Linked DNA regions of Homo sapiens: regions 1 and 2 are each linked to region 3. A link is an interaction called in ENCODE POLR2A ChIA-PET data of the cell type or tissue named here. Cell type or tissue: GM12878. All regions are shown on one strand.

Region 1 (4,000 bases), 120 kb after region 3:
AAAGGGAGAAAAGCCCCTTATAAAGCCATTAGATCTCATGAGAATTCACTCACTGTCACAAGAAAAGCATGAGGGAAACCGCCCCCATGATGAAATTACCTCTTAATGGGTCCCTCCCATGACACATGGGGATTATGGGAACTACAATTCAAGATGAGATTTGAGTTGGGACACAAAGTTTAACCATATCAATGATGAAACCCTGTCTATACTAAAAATACAAAAGTTAGCTGGACATGGTGGTCGGCACCTGTAATCCCAGCTACTCACGAGGCTGAGGCAGGAGAATCGCTTGAGTCTGGGAGGCGGAGGTTGCAGTGAGCCAAGATCAAGCCACTGTACTCCAGCTTGGGCTACAGAGCAAGATCCTGTCTCAAAAAAACAAAAACAAAAAAACACCCATAAAATTAATGCAATAACCATATAGATGGAGCTCCTGGGAAAAGCTGTTTCATTTGCTGGAAAAGGGAAGGATGGAAGAATAATCTAAACAAAAACATAGAGAAATGAAAGTACAGGCCAGGCGCGTTGCCTCATGCCTGTAATCCCAGCACTTTGGAAGGCTGAGGTGGGTGGATCACTTGAGGTCAGGAGTTCGAGACCAGCCTGAACATGGTGAAACCTTGTCTCTACTAAAAATACAAAAACTAGCCACGTGTGGTGGCACATGCCTGTAGTCCCAGCTACTTGGGAGGCTGAGGCAGGAGAATCACTTGAACCTGGGAGGCAGAGGTTGCAGTGAGCTGAGATCATGCCACTGTACTCTAGCTTGGGCAACAGATTGAGACTCTGTCTCAAAAAACAAAACAACAACAAAAAAGATTTGTGATTTAGGCAAAGAAATGTGGCCTTATTGTGGGTGGGAGAAGAAGCACAAGGGAAAGGAGAAGGAGGCAGATATACAATCTGCTTGCTTCAGCTGGGCATGGTGGCTCACGCCTGTAATCCTAGCACTTTGGGAGGCTGAGGCGGGTGGATCACCTGAGGTCATGGGTTTCAGACCAGCCTGGCCAACATATTGAAACCCCGTCTCTACTAAAGATACAAAAATTAGTCAGGCCTGGTGGTGCTAGCTACTTGGGAGGCTGAGGCAGGAGAATCACTTGAACCTGGGAGGTGGAGGTTTCAATGAGCCGAGATTGCCACTCCAGCCTGGACCACAGAGTGAGACTCCGTCTCAAAAAAAAAAAAAAAATCTACTTGCTTCATGGGAGTGGAAACTGCATACAGGTATGTCAGAGAATTGTCCTTAGTGACCAATGTGGAGGAGGGGGCAGCTATTCCTAGGGATAGCTTGGTGGCTGCCCCCATACTTCTAGATAGTCTGAGAGAGGAAATGCTGAGTATTGGGAAGCATGAGTTTTTTGTTGTTGTTGCTTTTGTTTGAGACGGAGTCTTGCTCTGTTGCCCAGTCTGGAGTGCAGTGGCTTGATCTTGGCCCACAGCAACCTCTGCCTCCTGGGTTCAAGTGATTCTCCTGCCTCAGCCTCCAGAGTAGCTAGGATTACAGCCATGGGCCACCACGCCCAGCTAATTTATTTATTTATTTATTTATTTTGAGACAAAGTTTTGCTTTTGTCACCCAGCTGGAGTGCAATGGCACGATCTCAGCTCACTGCAACCTCCGCCTCCCAGGTTCAAGCGATTCTCCTGCCTCAGCCTCCCGAGTAGCTGGGATTACAGGCGACCACTACCACGCCTGGCTAATTTTTTGTATGTTTAGTAAAGACGGGATTTCACCATGTTAGCCAGGCTGGTCTCGAACTGCTGACCTCAGGTGATCCACCCGCCTCAGCCTCTCAAAGTGCTGGGATTACAGGCGTAAGCCACTGCGCTGGCCTTTTTTTTTTTTTTTTTTTTTTTTTTTGTATTTTTAGTAGAGATGGGGTTTCACCATGTTGGCCAGGCTGGTCTTGAATTCCTGACTTCAGGTGATCCCCCGCCTCGCCTCCCAAAGTGCTGGCATTACAGGCATGAGTCACTGCACCCAGCTGGGAAACGTGAGTTTGAATACATCTCATCACAGTGATAAAGAAGGCGGGGACATCTTGCAGCAGGTGCAGGTCATTCCTCTGCAGACCCAGCTCCTCAAGTTCACTTCATGCTTTTCTCCTTCTTCTCAGCGCCTCACCTGCCTTCCTTTTGCCACCTCTTGCCCAGGTGCTGTGAGACAACCTCCTGCTCTCCCCTCCCTCCTGTGGAGTCCACTTGTGAGTAAAAAAAAAAATGGCTGGAAACATGGTGGGGTTGCAAAGATTCACATTTTCTTTGTACACCTGTAAAAAGAAAATAGGAGAGGTGTATTCTCCTAGATACACCCATATTATATATATATAAAAAAAAAAGGAAAACCATATCACATGAAGGAAAATTAAGCATTACAAAGAGACCCGTGTCAACCCCCTGAGCCCTTGGACATGCTCAGAAGCCCCCTTCAGATCCCCTCTGGAGCCTCCATCTGCCAGCTCATTCTCATTAATTAAACGTGCTTTTCTCTAGCATCAGCACTCATAACAAATGATGACAGGGTTTCGGATCCCAAATCTTTCTTTTTTTTTTTTTTTTTTTTTTTTTCTGTTTAACAAAGCACATCTTGCACCGCCCTTAATCCATTTAACTCTGAGTGGACACAGCACATGTTTCAGAGAGCACAGGGTTGGGGGTAAGGTCACAGATCAACAGGATCCCAAGGCAGAAGAATTTTTCTTAGTACAGAACAAAATGAAAAGTCTCCCATGTCTACTTCTTTCTACACAGACACGGCAACCATCCGATTTCTCAATCTTTTCCCCACCTTTCCCCCCTTTCTATTCCACAAAACCGCCATTGTCATCCTGGCCCCTTCTCAATGAGCTGTTGGGCACACCTCCCAGACGGGGTGGTGGCCAGGCAGAGGGGCTCCTCACTTCCCAGTAGGGGCGGCCGGGCAGAGGCGCCCCTCACCTCCCGGATGGGGCGGCTGGCCGGGCGGGGGGCTGACCACCCCCACCTCCCTCCCGGACGGGGTGGCTGCCGGGCGGAGAGGCTCCTCACTTCTCAGACGGGGTGGCTGGGCAGAGACGCTCCTCACCTCCCAGACGGGGTGGCGGCCGGGCAGAGGCGCTCCTCACATCCCAGACGATCGGCGGCCGGGCAGAGACGCTCCTCACTTCCTAGATGTGATGGCGGCCGGGAAGAGGCGCTCCTCACTTCCCAGATGGGATGGCGGCCAGGCAGAGACGCTCCTCACTTCCCAGACGGGGTGGCGGCCGGGCAGAGGCTGCAATCTCGGCACTTTGGGAGGCCAAGGCAGGCGGCTGGGAGGTGGAGGTTGTAGCGAGCCGAGATCACGCCACTGCACTCCAGCCTGGGCGCCATTGAGCACTGAGTGAACCAGACTCGGTCTGCAATCCCGGTACCTCGGGAGGCCGAGGCTGGCGGATCACTCGCGGTTAGGAGCTGGAGACCAGCCCGGCCAACACAGCGAAACCCCATCTCCACCAAAAAAATACGAAAACCAGTCAGGCTGAGGCAGGAGAATCAGGCAGGGAGGTTGCAGTGAGCCGAGATGGCAGCAGTATAGTCCAGCTTCAGCTCGGCATGAGAGGGAGACCGTGGAAAGAGAGGGAGAGGGAGACCATGGGGAGAGGGAGACCATGGGGAGAGGCAGAGGCAGAGGGCAGAGGCAGAGGCAGAGCCCCAAATCTTTCTTATTTATCATCCATGGTTGTAAGACTTGCTTTCTGTTTTTTCATTTCAAAAATTCAGCATTTCCACTATATTACACATTAAATAAAAATCTCTTAGACTGGGAATTTGACAATTGAAAATTCCACCACCCTTTTCTCCACATGGGTAAAAAAGGTGCTAAGTTCTAAACTGATTTACAAATGAATTTTTGGACCATAACCTGTCTGTAAGCTATTTGGCGTATCTGTATGTAACCACGTGTTTGTATGTGAATTTGCTTACCCCAAGTGGGGTTTTTTCCTCTCTTTCTTTTTCTTTGCTTCCATCCTTC
Region 2 (4,000 bases), 90 kb before region 3:
AGTGCTGGGATTACAGGCGTGAGCCACCGTGCCTGGCCTTTATTTTTATTATTTTATTTTTTGTTTGCTTTTTGAGATGGAGTTTCACTCTTGTTGTCCAGGCTGGAATGCAATCACAATCTCGGCTGGCTCAGGGAACCTCCGCCTCCCAGATTCAAGCGATTCTCCTGCCTCAGCCTCCCAAGTCGCTGCGATTACAGGCATGCGCCACCATGCCCAGCTAATTTTGTGTTTTTACTAGAGACGAGGTTTCACCACATTGACCAGGCTGGTTTCAAACTCCTGAGCTCAGGTGATCCGCCTGCCTCGACCTCCCAAAGTGCTGGGATTACAGGCGTGAGCCACCATGCCTGGCCAATGTCCCCATATGGAGATTACCTGTCACCAACAGTTTGAGCCCCAGGTGCAAGGAGACATATCCTAGATTTTCCTGAGCTTCAGAAGGTATAATCTCCAAAAAGGCCAGGCGTGGTGGCTCAAGCCTATAAACCAGGCACATTGGGAGGCCAAAGTGGGCGGATCACTTGAGCTCAGGAGTTGGAGACCAGCCTAGCCAACATGGTGAAACCCTGTCTCTACTAAAAATACAAAAATTAGCTTGGCATGGTGGCACACGCCTGTAGTCCCAGCTACTCAGGAGGCTGAGGCAGAAGAGTCACTTGAGCCAGGGAGGTGGAGGTTGCGGTGAGCCAAGATCGCGCTACTGCACTGTAGCCTGGAGGATAGAGCAAGACTCCGTCTCAAAAAAAAAAAAAAAAAAAAAAAAAAATCACCAAAAGAAACGGCCATGGCCTGAGTTCAAATCCTGACCTTCCCACTAACTCACTGTCATCTTGGGAAGCGATTTAATCTCTCTGGCTTCAGTTTTCCTTATGAAAATGAGGGGGGATGGGCCAAGGTGATTTCTACATCTTTTCCAGTTCTAAGGCATTATGGGGAAAAAAACTTTTTAAAAGTTTGTATGCTTCCCGCACAAAATTTTAAGGCATTTCAACCTTTAGAGGAATCCTGTGTTTAACTCAAATAACATACCCATATTACAGGTGAGGAAATGTGGGCAGAGATTTGATGACCTTCCCGAGATGACCCAGGGCTCCTTCGCCTTTCTGCTAGACCAGAATAACTCCCGAGTAGCCGCAACTGCAGCTTCATGCCCAGAACCTCAACTTCCTTCTCCTTCTAGCCTTCTCCTTCTAGCACCTTGGTGCTCAGTGAGAAGAAAGAAGCCATGACAAAGGGCCTAACTCGGAGGTCATATCCACGACCATTCCGCAGGGGCCCAGGCCTTTTCCGAATTCCAAATGACTTCCCCCCAGGACCAGGTCCCGGGTTTAGGAGTAGGGGTGGTGCACTGGCGCGATGTGAACGCTGCTCAAAGGCCCCCGGTGGCCATGGGAACGCGGGCCCAGCCTCCTGCGCTGCCATGGCAACAGGCTCCCCGGGCGGCGGGCCCCAGTGCCCATCAGAGCGTGCAGGTGGCGCCTTCTGGGGAGAGGGGCCGGGCGGGAGGTGCGGGTGCAAGGGTGGGGGCAGCGGCTGCGCGGCGGTTTTCGCCTGGTCCGCCACCTCCCGGGCAGCGGCTCCCACCTCGCCAGGCACCCCCCGCGCCTACCTGGAGTGAGTCAGGGTCAGCGCACGGTCATCGCCCCCCGCGGGGCCGCTCTTCCTGGAGTGTCCACTGACTCGTCCCCCTTGCCAGGCCGGCCCGGCGCAGCCCCTGGGGACCCGGAGTCTCGGGCGCACAGCCTCAGTCCGGCGCGGCGTCCCCGGAAATGCTGGGCCCCCGCCAAGCCCCGCCCAGCCCCGCCCCGCTCTGCCCGTGTTTACGGGAATTGTCCAGAGGGCGCCTCCGGGATTTGCCTGATGCGGGCCGTGCCCCCCGCCCCACCACCGCCACCGGCCCCCGGCCATTTGCACCAACGATGGACTCGATGCCACGACCACCCTGGCCTGTCGGGTCCGCCTCCCCACGACCGCTGGTCGGCCCAAGTTAGCCGTGGAGCCCAAGGGACTGTGCGGTCCTTCACCTTGGGAGACTCGGCCTCGCTGGACCTGGGCCACAGGGGGCGGCCTCACTAGCTGGAGTCTGGGCTGGCCCGGGTTGAAATCCTAGATCCACTCTTACCTAACTGGCTGTGTTACGTAGGACGAGTTCCTTAACCTCTCTGAGCCTGGAGTTTTTCATCTGTAAAGTGGGCATCAGAACACTAGAGATCTCACAAGGCTGTGATGGGAAATGCAATGGTGGAGGCACACACCTGGCACATGGTCAGCTCTCAAGAATGGTAATATTGTTTACAGAAGGAGGCAAGTGAGAGAGAGGAGGGCAGATCCACACTCTGTGAAACCACCCACGTCTCCACCCGAGATAAATGCTGCTCACTGCTCCCTTAACATGCAGTGGGCGGGCGTGCTCAGAGAGTAAAACGAAACGGAGATCTGCAGGAGGGGTGAAAGATAGGGTTATAAATATCCCGCATTTATGAGGTGACCTTGGCTCCTCCCTCTCCACTCTTGCGTCCCGGTGCTATCTTCCAGGAAAGCAACGGCAGCTTTCAGGGCGGTTACTGAAACAACCAGTTCTGGACTTGTAAGTGGCTGAGCTGGCCTGAACTGACGGGTCAAGGGACTGCAGAAACCAGAGGCCAAGTGGCAGCCCGTTCCAGGGCCGGGCAGGCCTGGCCTAAGTGTACATTGTCCTTCTGCAGCCTCTCCTCTCCGGGAATTGCTGCCTAGCTCCTCCAGAAAAAGAAAAAAGTGGTTACTTTTGTTACCTCTCTATAAAAGTAAACACATATTTAGTACAAGAAAGTTAGACAACAGAAAAACACAATTAAAAATAATATCACTCATAATTTCATTTTACCTACACATTGGCATCAACCTTGTTAATTTTTTTTTTTCCGAGACGGAGTCTTGCTCTGTCACCCAGGCTGGAGTGCAGTGGCTCGATCTCAGCTCACTGCAACCTCTGCCTCCCGGGTTCAAGCAATTCTCCTGCCTCAGCCTCCCAAGTAGCTGGGATTACAGGTGTCCGCCACTGCACCTGACTAATTTTTGTATTTTTAGTAGAGACAGGGTTTCACAATATTGGACAGGCTGGTCTCGAACTCCTGACCTCGTGACCCACCCGCCTTGGCCCCCCAAAGTGCTGGGATTACAGGCGTGAGCCACCACACCCGGCCGTCAGCGTTAATATTTTTTAAAACTTTTTAAAAATTAAGATTAATTTGCATGTAGTAAACTGCACAAATCTTAGGTATACTGGTGTTAATATTTTGGTGAATATCTTCCTGTGTGTTTCCTATGCATAATTATACACTTACATCTTTTAGAAAAAAGATTATTCAATACATACTGTTTTCTAACTTTTACTTAGGACAGCATTCTATTATGTTTTTCTTTTCTTGTTTTTGAGATGGAGTCTCTCTCTTGTTGCACGGGCTGGAGTGCAGCGGTGCGATTTCGGCTCACTGTAACCTCCACCTCCCAGATTCAAGCGATTCTCCTGCCTCAGTCTCCCAAGTAGGTGGGATTACAGGCACCCACCACCACACCCAGATAATTTTTGTATTTTTAATAGAGACGGGGTTTCACCACGTTGGCCAGGCTGGTCTCGAACTTCTGACCTCAAGTGATCTGCCTGCCTTGCCTCCCAAAGTGCTGGGATTACAGGTGTGAGCCACAGCACCCGGCCTATATCGCATTTTTCTATAACATTAAAAATTCTTGCCGGGTGCAGTGGCTCACGCCTGTAATCCCAACTCTTTAGGAGGCTGAGGTGGGCGGATCACAAGGTCAGGAGTTCAAGATCAACCTGACCAACCCCGTCTCTACTGAAAATACATGGGGTATTCAGTAGAGATGGGGTGAAGCCCCGTCTCTACTTAAAATACAAAAATTAGCAGGGCATGGTGGTGGGCACCTGTAATCCCAGCTACTCAGGAGGCTGAAGCAGGAGAATCGCTTGAACCCGGGAAGCAGAGGTTGCAGTGAGCTG
Region 3 (4,000 bases):
ACAAGAGTTCCAATTTCTCCACATCCTTGCTAGCACTTTATTTTCTGTTTTGTTTTTCTTTTCCTGATAGTAGCTCTCTTAGTGGTTGTGAGGGGATAGTGGGGTGATATCTCATTATGGTTTTGATTTGCATTTCCCTGATGATTAGTGATGTTGAGCATCTTTTCATGTGCTTGTTGGCCATTTGTATATCATCTTTGGACTTGAAATGTCTATTTAAGTCTTTTGTCCATTATATTTATTTATTTATTTTGAGATGGAGTCTTCCTGTTACCCAGGCTGGAGTGCAGTGGCATGATCTCTGCTCACTGCAACCTCCACCTCCTGGGTTCAAGCAATTCTCCTGCCTCAGCCTCCCAAATAGCTGGGACTACAGGTGTGTGTCACCACACCAGGCTAATTTTTTTTCTATTTTTAGTAGACACAGAGTTTCACCATTGTGGCCAGGCTGGTCTCGAACTCCTGACCTCAAGTGATCTGCCCTCTTCAGCCTTCCAAAGTGCTGGGATTACAGGCATGAGCCACGGTGCCCAGCCAGTCTTCTGTCCATTTTAACGTTGAGTTATTTGTTTTATTGTTGAGATTTACTGATTTTTAAAACTTGGTCACCAATTAAGATTTTTTTAAAAAACCAGTACCTGGAACAAGCAGAACAAGTCTCTGCTGGCCTTGGCTCATGTTGCTGTTCTCAGTTCCCCTGGGATGTTTGCTTCCAGGGAGGCCTGGGCACTCCTGACTTTGGTGACAGCCCTGCTTGCTCTCTCTCTGTTACCTGTAGGTTTCCCCTTCCACATTCACTGCCTCCGGGCAGGCACTGTTGTGTTTTAGGCATTTCAGTATCCCAGTGGGGTACTGGATAAGTGCTTAGTTAGCACCTGCCGGTGAGTAAATAATCAGGTCCTGTGGTCTCTGAGGGTTTGACACATCAGGTCTTTGATCTTGACCTTGAACTCTCCTAGCCATGCCTGCCTGAAGCCCAACCGTGGAGCCCAGGCTGAGGCTGAAACCTGAAGAACTGGCCCCAAGTGAGTCTCTCCTTAGGGCTCCTGATTATGATAGTTCATTTTTTTTTTTTTTTAACAAATTTGATTAGCTGTCCTCAAATTAACTCATAGGAGATGCTCCCCAGAACTAAACTAGCTCTGCAACAGCTCAACAGACTTTCCGCAGGTTCTGCAGCTCTTTCCACTCAAGCTTCAGAAAAAAGTGAAGGAATATTGTAGATTGGGTTCAAAATCCCCATCGCGTCTTGGGAAAGGCAGTAGAGCCAGCAGCCAGCCACCTTTTGTTCTCTAGGGAATGGAATAGTCCAAGGCTGTGTTTGTGTTCTGCTTCTCTACATCTGACCCACGGGTCTTCCAGAGGCTGCATTTGGGTCAGGGACCTGGGCTCTATCTTGCCTCTGATGCAGACCACACTCTCTGAGTCTCATTATTCCCCCTAAATGATCTCTAAGATTATTTTTAGATTAAAAAAAAAAAACAAACTCTTTGCATATCTTTGGAAAGTCAGTTGTTTGAGGTCTGTTAGGCTTTAATCACTTTTGTTTTAAATGTGCCGAGGTGGTTTCTAGGCCTGCTTTTCACAGGTATTCTGTCCCTTGTCAGTTCTTCCCACCCAGTTTTTTTTGTTTGTTTGTTTGTTTTTTTGAGATGGAGTCTCGTTCTGTTGCCCAGGCTGGAGTGCAGTGCCGTGATCTTGGCTTACTGCAACCTCCACCTCCCGGGTTCAAGCGATTCTCCTGCCTCAGCCTCCTCGGTAGCTGGGATTATAGGCACGTGCCACCATGCCTAATTTTTCTATTTTTAGTAGAGATGGGGTTTCACCATGTTGGCCAGGCTGGTCTTGAACTCCTTACCTTGAGTGATCCACCTGCCTCAGCCTCCCAAAGTGCTAGGATTACAGGCATGAGCCATTACACCCAGCCCCAACCCAGTGTTTTCAAATAATCATTCTCTTCCCTTCACCTGATTTGCTGTGTCTAATCTAGAGTGGAGCTGAAGACACATCACCACCTCTCTAAGGACTGTGTGTAACACAAGAGTAATTGGGCTGTAAGTGAGGCTGAGGAGTGCTGCTTTGAGGAAAGGGCACAGCTCTCAGCTGAGCTGGTGAGATTTCCCTGTGACTGAAGTTTTATTAGATCTTGTTCCCTGCTCTGCATTTGCTGCTTCTTCCCAGGCTGTGGGCAGAGGAGCAGGCTGGTGCCCCGGTGCCCCTATCTGCTGCAGGCTGAGGTTCAACAAGCCTTGTCCAAGGCAGCTGTACTGATTCATTGTTAGGTGGCCAGTTCCTGAGTTTTCTTTGAAATTCACTTCCCAGACTGTTGGGTATTCCTGCGAGTCAGACTCTCCTTCAGTAGCGTCCCCTGCCCCCTACCCTCCACTGGTCTCCCTGGACCTCTGATCAGCCCCTCATTGAGTCCTTTGATGCTTCTCTGGTAGGACTGACCCACCTGCGTCGGCTGGGATCAAGGGTTCTGAGTTCCATTCGCAGGTGCTGTAAGCCTGTCCTTCCTGTTGAATAGGGTCAGAGTCCTCGTGACTCTGCTGTTTTCAAGCTCTGTAACCTTGGGCAGTAAGCTGTTAACCTCTCTGAGCCTCAGTTTCCCACACTTAAAATGGAGATAATGGCCAGGCGTGGTGGCTCACGCCTGTAATCCCAGCACTTTGGGAGGCCAAAGTGGGTGGATCACCTGAGGCTAGGAGTTCGAGACCAGCCTGGCCAACATGGCAAAACCCCGTCTCTACTAAAAATACAAAAATTAGCCGGGCCTGGTGGCGTGTGCCTGTAATCCCAGCTACTCAGGAAGCTGAGACAGCAGAATCGCTTGAACCCGGGAGGCAGAGGTTGCAGTGAGCCGAGATCACGCCATTGCATTCCAGCCTGGGTGACAGACCAAAGACTCTGTCTCAAAAAATAAATAAATAAATAAATAAATTAATTAATTAAATAAAATGGAGGTAATGATACCTCCTTGGGGTTGTTTTTGGGATTAAATGGAATCACATTGTACAGCATTGGTACACTGTAAGGCACATAGTAGGCACTCAATACCTATCTATACTATTTCCTTTATCACCACAAGTTAGTTGAGGGCTCTTGGGTTGCACGCAACAGACAAAGTTAGTGACTGGTTAACTTGGAGAGGATTTTATTATGAGCTACACAGCGTAGCTCATAGAATTGCAGGGAAAACTATAAAGAACTAAGTCTTGGACAAAAGTAATATCTTGGCATGGGCCTGTAGCCCCAGCTACTAAGGAGGCTGAGGTGCAAGGATTGCTTGAGCCCCGGAGTCTGAGCCTGGCTTGGGCAACAGAGAGAGATAAAGAGACCCTGACTCTAAACAATAAGTAAATACATAAAAGAGGACCCAGGCCCTCCTTAGGAACTGGATGGCAGGAGCCCCTGGACAACCTCTTACTGATTTGGTGCTGGATGAGGCAGCCGCAGCTAGCCAGTGTTCTTTGTGTTGATCTCCTCTGCCTTCATATTCCAGGGGGAGAGGGTCTGACAGGCCAGACTGGCCCCCACCCTCTTGGCCACTGGTGGGCTGGGCATGTTTTTGGGTAGTTCTACCTAGCCAGATTAAAGTGGGGGTGGGGTGGGGAGTCCAGCCAGCCTGGGCAACAGGGCAAGACTCCATCTCTACAAAAAAATTTTAAAATTAGGCTGGCACGGTGGCTCACGCCTGTAATCCCAGCACTTTGCGGGGGTCAAGGCAGGTGGATCACTTGAGGTCAGGAGTTTGAGACCAGCCTGGCCAACATGGTGAAACCCTGTCTCTACTAAAAATACAAAAAATTAGCCAGGTGTTGTGGTGCACACCTGAAATCCCCGCTACTTGGGAGGCTGAGGCCCGAGAATCACTTGAACTCGGGAGGCGGAGGTTGCAGTGGGCTGAGATCATGCCACTGCACTCCCACCCTGGGGGACAATAGCGAAACTTCGTCTCAGAAAAAAAAAAAATTAAAAATAGCTGGGTGTGGTGGCATGC

The links. Peaks named below come from ENCODE experiments on the same cell type or tissue, not always from the same donor. Only the 100,000 strongest peaks of a DNase experiment are listed, where the experiment ranks them.
Region 1: POLR2A ChIA-PET joins it to region 3 with 6 read pairs; 3 of 35 experiments call an interaction of 5 or more read pairs at or near these places.
Region 2: POLR2A ChIA-PET joins it to region 3 with 5 read pairs; 9 of 35 experiments call an interaction of 5 or more read pairs at or near these places.

What each region holds. Positions count from the first base shown.
Region 1 is chr15:89,977,114-89,981,113 of GRCh38, reverse strand. No RefSeq gene overlaps it. Among named protein-coding and RNA genes, the nearest start is that of ZNF710, 22 kb to the left of the region's middle. In GM12878, no CTCF peak of the experiment used is centred here; no DNase peak of the experiment used is centred here.
Region 2 is chr15:90,182,694-90,186,693 of GRCh38, reverse strand. It overlaps a transcript of SEMA4B not described here. Among named protein-coding and RNA genes, the nearest start is that of SEMA4B, 17 kb to the left of the region's middle. RefSeq lists silencers at 1,361-1,450, 1,461-1,860 and enhancers at 2,041-2,120, 1,731-2,464. In GM12878, no CTCF peak of the experiment used is centred here; a DNase peak (open chromatin) is centred at 2,333; H3K4me3 peaks cover 2,521 bases; H3K27ac peaks cover 1,873 bases.
Region 3 is chr15:90,092,551-90,096,550 of GRCh38, reverse strand. All of the region lies in intron 1 of IDH2 (isocitrate dehydrogenase (NADP(+)) 2), which reads left to right. Among named protein-coding and RNA genes, the nearest start is that of IDH2-DT, 7.6 kb to the left of the region's middle. RefSeq lists an enhancer at 601-1,125. In GM12878, no CTCF peak of the experiment used is centred here; no DNase peak of the experiment used is centred here; H3K4me3 peaks cover 170 bases; H3K27ac peaks cover 1,507 bases.